Regions from separate parts of the Homo sapiens genome. Here region 1 is linked to region 2. The links are chromatin contacts, found by Hi-C or POLR2A ChIA-PET in ENCODE. All regions are on one chromosome and are shown on one strand. Each heading gives the region's core, a stretch centred on a gene start or an enhancer-like site at or near the end of the contact. The rest is flanking DNA. Distances are from core to core; before and after follow the strand shown. Region 1 holds the start of TMCO4 (transmembrane and coiled-coil domains 4). Region 2 holds the start of SLC66A1 (solute carrier family 66 member 1).

Region 1 (3,797 bases), core at 1,127-3,626, 490 kb before region 2:
GGCCAACATGGTGAAACCCCATCTCTACTAAAAATACAAAAAAATTAGCCAGGCATGGTGGTGCGCACCTGTAGACCCAGCTACTCAGGAGGCTGAGGCGTGAGAATCGCTTGAACCCAGGTGGTGGAGGTTGCAGTGAGCTGAGATTGTGCCATTGCACTCCAGCCTAGGCGACACAGCAAGGCTCCGTCTCAATAAAAAATAAAATATAATAATAAAGTAAAATAAAATCAGTTGGTTTCTTGTCCATCTCCCTCCACCCATCCCCCAAACCAGAATGTAAGCTCCATGATTTTGCTGGAAACACTTTGATTCTCCTGCTATACCCTCAACATCTAGAACCCCACCAGCCACTCCACACATCCTGGTTGAATTAGTCAATGGTTCATTAGAAGGCTTCCCCTTCCACAACTCCCTAAACATTCCTTTGGGGGAGAGTTACTTAGAGGAAACAAAATTCTTCAATGTCCAATACCAAACCTAACAAAATCTCAAAAGCATACACCAAAAGGGGTAAACATATTTTCTCCATCTTTCCCACCCATAGCCTCAATGATGGGATCAGGAACTGTGTGCAGTGGGGGCGACTAGGGTGAGGGTTGGGTGCCGGGCAATGGCTGAACAGGGTCCAATACCCAAAGACAAGTGTGTTCAACACAAGGTCTCTAATCAAATTAGAGACAGGGCAAAGCAGGGGAGTGCAGAGTGGTGCCTGGTCCCACAAAGCTGATCTGCTGGAAGGGGCTGCCAGACATTAAGAGGAGGGCTGGCTGCAGTTCTCAATCTTGACAAAGCTCACATGCTCAGATATAACCCCTTATTCCCCTAAAGCCTGCACACGATTGACCCATTTGACCCTCACAATAACTTCATGGGTGGGTAGAGCTGCCCTTCTTGGTCCTGATTGGCCAGTGGGGAGATGAGCAGATGAAGGAAGGAACATTTCACAGGTGCGTGAGTCCCAGGCTCTGAGCTGGGATGCTGGTCTCTGACCCCCGTCGGTACCTTTTCCTCCCATAACCCTAGATTGTCTTCACTGGGAGTAAGGGCAACAGCTTCTGAGGCCACGATGATTCATGCCCTAGCTCTGGCACTCATTAGCTCTGTGGCTTCTGCATTGTCTGGACCTGAGCCTCGGTTTCCTCTCCTTCAGAGTGGGTGTGATGAAATTTCACAGGGTTGCTAGGGGAAAGAGATCCATTCATTAAGTGCTTCTTTTGAGCACCTGCAAGTGCTAGGCACAGTCCCTGGGGCTGGGCACACAGCGGAGAGCAAGGCAGCCTAAACCCGCCCACCTCCAGGGCTTTTAAAGTCTAGTTGGGGCTGCGCGGTGGCTCACGCCTGTAATCCCAGCACTTTGGGAGGCCGAGGCGGGTGGGTCACCAGAGGTCAGGAGTTCGAGACCAGCCTGGCCAACATAGCAAAACCCCGTCTCTACTAAAAATACAAAAATTAGCCGGGTGTGGTAGCACACGCCTGTAGTACCAGCTACCAGGGAGCCTGAGGCAGGAGAATCGCTTAAATCCGGGAGGCGGAGGTTGCAGTGAGCTGAGATCGGGCCAGTGCACTCCAGCCTGGGTGACAGAGCGAGACTCTTATCTCAAAAAAAAAAAAAAAAAAAAAAAAAGAACTGTACCTGGCGCGTAGTAGGTGCTCGGTAAATTTGTTCAATGACTGAATGTGCTGGGTGCTCAGGGAAGACTCTCAGATCCCATCCCAAGAGACCAGAATGGAAAGCAGGAAATGGATTGGGGGAAAGGGAGGTCTGAAGGCAGAGAGTCCCAGGCACGGGAGCCTCCAGGCAGAGGCCCTGAGACAGGACCAAACTTAGCGTTAGGGAAAATGAAAGTAGAATCAGGAAGAACTTAGATATCTGAACACTTTGCAAACTACAAAGTGCTGCATACACGTGCGGGAAGGCGGTTTCTGCGGCTGGTTCTTTGTTTACATTATACATTTTTGAAGACTTTGTCTTCAAAATGTGGCTTTGGGGCATGCCACTCTCGGGGCCGAGTCCTTCGCGGGCAGTTTCTGCAAAGTCCAACCCTGCAGGGCCCTTCTCCCGCGCCGCGCTGTCTCGCTGCTTCCTGGAGGGTAAATGGACCCACACACAGATGTGGCGCCGCGGGCTTGCCGGTCACCTGCAGAGGCCGGCACCCCTGTCGCGATGGGTGGTGGAGGTGGGGCAGAGGTGGGACGAGCCAGGTCGGGACCCGCAGCTGGCGAGTCAGAGCCTGGAAGGCCCCGCGCCCCCGCGCCGCGCTCCCTAAGTGCTCCGCCCGGCCGGTGGCGACCAGGCGCGCTCGGGGCAGGCGGCGGGACGGGCCGGGACCGGGGCCGGGACGCGGCGGGGAGGGGAGGGGCCGGGCCGGGCCGGGCGGGAGGAGCCGCTCGCCGGTTTTGCCGCCTCCGCCTTTGCCTTCGCAGCCGCCTCCAGGTAAGGGGGCCCCGGAGGAGCCGCCAGGCCACGGTGGCGCGCACCTCGCTGGGCCACTCCCCGCCGGCCCCACGCGGGGCACTCGGAGCCCGGCCCAGCCCCGGGGCCCTTTGCCCTGCGCCCCGCCCTCCACCCCGGGGACACTGGACCCACCAGGAAGCGGCCGCGCGCTCCCTGGCGCTGCCTGCCCTAAGCCCAGGCCGCCTGCTGGTGGTTGGTTTGTTTTCAGAGCCGGAAGTGCTTTTAGAAATCTTGGGGAGGCAGAGGGGGAAACTGAGGCTGGGCGGAGCACTCGGGCGACTCCGGCCTCGGCCTCCGAGTTCTTAGAGGTCACCCAGCCGCTCCCTTGACAAATGAGGACGCTGGTCAAGGTCAGAGAGGAAGGGGGCTTGCCCAAGGTCACAAGAGGTCCCTGTGCTTCCCCTTGCCCCACGTGGCCCCTCCACGCCCCCGTCAGGAAGGCCTCTAGGACTCCCCCGCCTCCTGTCTCCCTGTCCCCCCGCAGACTCTCAAACAGAGAATTCCAGGAGGGCTTGGGGAGCCTCTGGAGAAAAACCAGGCTCCTCATGTTACAAGGAGGCCATGTCTTCTGGTGCCCATGCCTGAAGTTACAGGAGGGAAGAATTACTGCTGCTGACTTTTGAGTGGATTTTACAGCTGGGTAAACTGAGGCTCAGAGAGGTGAGGTAACTTCCCCAAGACCACACAGCTAGGAAGCAAGAGATAAAAACCTGGGCTACCTGCCTGGAGAGCCTGACCCAGTGCTTCGCACAGAGTTGGCCTCCACAATGCCTTTGCCCTGACCAGGCTGCCTGGCCCTTCCCTGGGGTTGCACTGGGAATTAGGAGCAGGGCCAGGCTAGAATCCCAGACTACTACCTAACTCGAAGTAGGAGTCAGCACATGAGCCCCCTTTTTCCTAACTCAGTGTTCATTGCAGAAAATATGACACTCTTTTAAGCTTTGGGAACATCCATTTGTTCATTCACCAAATATTTGTTGAGCACCTACTGTGTGCATTGTTTAGGCAACGAGGATACAGCAGTGAACAAAAAGGAGCGCTGCCCTCAGGAAGTACACTCCAGAGGGTGGAATAAAGCCCTGCCCTTCAGCCTGGGGAGGGAGGGCTGGGCACAGGGGAGACCACTGGCATTTCCCCAACTGTGAAGTACATGAAGACAGCAGAAGAGATCGGTATTAGAGTGGCCTCAAGCCCTCGTGTGCAGCATCAGACAGAGATGGGCTCAGGTGCTAGCTTTGCAGCTTTGTAACTGAGTGGGATCAGGCAAGTTAAATGACCTGTCTCCAAGGTTGTTGTGAAAATTAAAGGAGCTGAAGCCACAAAAGGCCCAGTGCAGTAT
Region 2 (3,763 bases), core at 859-3,358:
GGGTTGTCTCGAGGAAGGTACCTTGGTTTATGGCCCCTGCGGCCTCTCTCTCACTTCCCCCTTTCCCTAGGTTAAGGAGGAAATGAAATGGATGCACCCCAGTATGCGTGCGTGTTGGGGAGTTGTCTTGAGGAAGGTACCTTGGTTTATGGATCCAGGATACTGGGTGGGTGTCCCCCTGACCTTGGACAGGACCCATGTGCAATGTGGAGCTCGGGACACTCTGAGACACACCTGATCCCTGAACAGAAAGGCCTGGCTCTGAGGGCCATCCTGCGTAGTTCCTGTCACCTAGAAGCCAGGCATGGGCCCACATCCTGTTCAAACAGCTCTGAGCAAATGGATGTCCAAGGTTGCAATGGAGCTTGACCTCACCTGCAGGGATGGGAAGGACCCCAGAAGCGGTACCCTGGAATCACCCTTGGAGGGTGCATGTTCAAAATTTGGAGTCAGTGCACCTGGGCTGGGGCTTAGAGATTCTGGGTTTAAGAAGCCCTCCAGCGATTCTGCTCCATCTAGTGCACTTTGAGAAAGGTTGGGCTGGAGATGACATCTCCTGCCACACCCAAACTCCTCTCCCTGATCCCAAGCTGAGTCAGGGTGCTTCGGGCACATGATCACAGCCAATCATGTGTCCACCTTTGTCTACAGGATGAAGTCCAAATTACCTGAGGCTAGGCCTCAAGTTACTCCAAGAACTGCCCTCCCAACCTTATCTCCTGCCTCCTGACCCACGTCTTCAGTCATTTCAGGTCTCCAGGCTTCTGCACGTGCCATCTCTTCCCCTAGAAGTGTCCTGCTCCCCTTCAAGGGCCTGGTCATGAGATAAGAAGACTCACTTCTAAATTGCCCTTTCAAAGATGCCCCATGAGAGCTGGCTGGACAGGACCTTCCACCTCCTCCTCTCCCCTTGTCCACACACCTGAAGAACGCTACCACCGTCCTCTGCGACCACTGTCTTTGAAACGTACTCTCCCCACCCTGGGTTGTGCATTTCTTATTCTCCAGGTGTAAACACACCTAGAGGTTCAGCAAATGTTGAGAGACAGTGAGAGAAAGAGAGAGGTAGAGAGAAGGACAGAGTGAAGAAGAGAGGAAACGGGTGAGAAAGGAGAAAGGGTGGAAGAGAGAGAAGAGGAAGGAAAGGAGAAAGGAAGGGGAGAAAGCTGTGAGCTCGAACAGCCCAGGGTTGAGGAGAAAAGCACTCTGGAACAGACCTGCCCGATGCCTACCAGTCTGGAACTCAAGTGATTGAGCTTCGTAGTTCTCATCTGAAAAGTAGGGGAATAATGCAATACCCACCACCTAGGCTGACTGCAGAGTTAAATGAGACAATCCAGGCCAAGCGATTACAAGGGTGCCTGGCACTGGCACTCAACACCAACAGCCCAAAATGACTATTATTTGTTCTCATTGTAGCCCCTCCAGCGTCCGGGCACACAGGCGCCTTCAGTAAGCGTTGATTAGACATGACCTGTGACCCAGGCCCGGGACCCCTCACACTTCCAGACTCAGACTCTCCATTTACACGTTTGGAAACCTACCCTAAGCACGGCGTGGGAGGAGGCAGTGTAGGCCCTCGGTCCCTGCAGACCTGGGGAGATTGTGGAGGGAGGAGCGTCCCAGCTCGGGGCTACCACCCACTCCAGGCCTCGGCGTCCTCGGCCACAGCTCCCTCCTGGTGACTCAGCCCGGCGCGGGCCGCCTGTTTGGAGGGATAATGATAGGACAGCTGCTGGGGCCAGCGCCGCGAGGGCCCCTCGCCCGGCCGGCCCGGGAAAAACGAAGCCATCAGATGCCAAGGGGCCGGTCGGCCGGGGCAGGGCAACTCCTGGCCAGGCCAGCTCGAGAGGCCGCGCTGGTCGCCTTTGAGGTGGGGGGCCACTGGCTGCGGATTCCCGAGGGCCACCCAGTCCCGGCCCGGAGCCTCGTCCCACGATATCGCGCCACAAGGAGGGCGCAGGAGCCGGGACAGTCCAGCGGCCGGAGGAGAGGGCTGGAAGGATGTGGCAGGGAAGCCCAGGAGCCCCGACCCCCAGCCGTGAAGTTTGCCACCTGCCCCCGGTCCGGCTCACCACGTCCAGATCCGCCGCCAGGGCCCAGCTTCTGGGTCAAGGCCCGCCGGGTCAGCTGACCGCGCGCCACCGCCCCCGCGGGAACCGCAGGCCCCGCCCCCACGCCGCGCGCTGGGCTGACCGGGCCTGGAGGCGCCGCTGGGGCCGCGCCTGTTGTCCCCGCCCCCAACTGCCTCCGCGCTCCTCCCCGGCATGGGCGGGGCCCCCGGCTCCCAACGCGCAGGCGCCGCTGCTATGCTGAGTGCCGCGTCTCGCGTAGTCTCCCGCGCCGCCGTCCACTGCGCGCTTCGCTCTCCGCCGCCCGAGGCCCGCGCGCTCGCCATGTCCCGGCCACCGCCACCGCGGGTCGCCTCGGTGCTGGGCACCATGGAGATGGGGCGCCGCATGGACGCGCCCGCCAGCGCCGCGGCCGTGCGCGCCTTTCTGGAGCGCGGCCACACCGAACTGGACACGGCCTTCATGTACAGCGACGGCCAGTCCGAGACCATCCTGGGCGGCCTGGGGCTCGGGCTGGGCGGTGGCGACTGCAGAGGTAACAGTAGCTGCAGATCCTCCCCATGCATCGTGTAGAGCTGAGCCTGTCCCCAGCCGTGCACCACCCCGCTCGGGCCCGGCCGCGGGCAGCACCGACGGATTCGTCCCTCGCTCCCCACCCCAGGTCCACCCCGCAGCTCTGGGAACCCCGGGACAACTAGACAGTGCTTTGCCCTGACTCCTTTCCCCCACTCTCCTTCCCTTGGGAGTTGCAGCGCGAGAGTCTCCCCCCAGCCTGGTCTGACCCATCGCTTCCCACCTCCATTGATGCCCCCGCCTCCAAACCTGCCAGGTGCCCACAACCGGTCCCCACCCAGGCTCTCCCCCTTTTCTCTACCCCTTCGTTACCATCATCACGCATGCACACCCTGGGCACCCTTTTCTCATCCTGGCCTTTTCTTAACCACTAGAATTTGACCTGTGCAGCTGGCAGTACCTCTGCCTCTCTCAGGGAGAACTGTGGCGATGCCGTAAGGCTGGCTGGGAGAGTAGGAGTGTTAGGGAGTGCGGACGGGTCAGGGTGTAGGGACTTTCTATCCACTCTATGCCAGGCTTTGACTTGGGGCCATAGGAGGGAAAGTGATTCCAGCCCTCCACAGGGAGTTCAGAGTCTAATGAGGAAGATTGAAGTAATGATTGCTGGAGAGCCCAGAAGAGAGAGTACTTTAGGGAGCTGCAGGCCGGGGAGAGGCACTAGGGAAGGCTCAGCAAATGCTGGATGGAGCTCAGCCTTAAAGGCTCAATGGTAGGTTGGAGGAGAACAAGAGAAAGGAACATTAGAGTCTGTGCAAAGACTTGGTTTGGAAATGCAATGTGCGTGATGTGTGAAAGGAAGGCCACTGGGCAGGTGGGGCTTGAGTGGAGGATGGAGGGGACTGTCCCTCGTGAGCCTGGTGCCCTTGATAGCCCTTGGGAGGGTGCCTGGCACTCAGTGAGGGCCCAGGGAACGTGGGCTGTTACCCTTACCATGCTTCACCCACTGGACTATCCTGAGGCTGTTGCTCCCCACCCCTGAGGAGAGGTTCTCTCTGGGTCCTCCTGAGTCATAGCGCTTGGGGGGTCGGGGGGAAAAGAGGGCAAATGTGAATCTCAGGCCCACGCTGTTTCTAGTTCACCTGGCTGCATGTTGTTGTTTTTGTTATTATTATTATTTG

What was found. A loop is a pair of places that touch in the nucleus more often than their neighbours do. ChIA-PET counts read pairs that join two places held with the same protein, here RNA polymerase II (POLR2A). Pooled maps may share reads with other maps.
Region 1: a pooled map shows a loop between it and region 2 (4-fold over the local background). The contact joins the promoter of TMCO4 here to the promoter of SLC66A1 in region 2. A Hi-C loop is called at or near these places in 3 of 37 single-sample maps with no recorded cell type and 7 of 50 pooled maps. POLR2A ChIA-PET finds 5 or more read pairs at or near these places in 1 of 52 experiments (HepG2).

Annotation. Positions count from the first base shown.
Region 1 is chr1:19,798,495-19,802,291 of GRCh38, reverse strand. TMCO4 (transmembrane and coiled-coil domains 4) reads left to right here and starts at 2,376. Exons shown (of 16, transcript NM_181719.7): 1 at 2,376-2,437. RefSeq lists an enhancer at 1,708-2,208 and a silencer at 2,132-2,631.
Region 2 is chr1:19,310,671-19,314,433 of GRCh38, reverse strand. It overlaps SLC66A1 (solute carrier family 66 member 1), which reads right to left and starts at 2,108. Exons shown (of 8, transcript NM_001040125.2): 1 at 1,545-2,108. AKR7A2 (aldo-keto reductase family 7 member A2) reads left to right here and starts at 2,290. Exons shown (of 7, transcript NM_003689.4): 1 at 2,290-2,607. The coding sequence starts at 2,310. RefSeq lists silencers at 1,799-1,888, 1,969-2,608 and an enhancer at 2,200-2,699.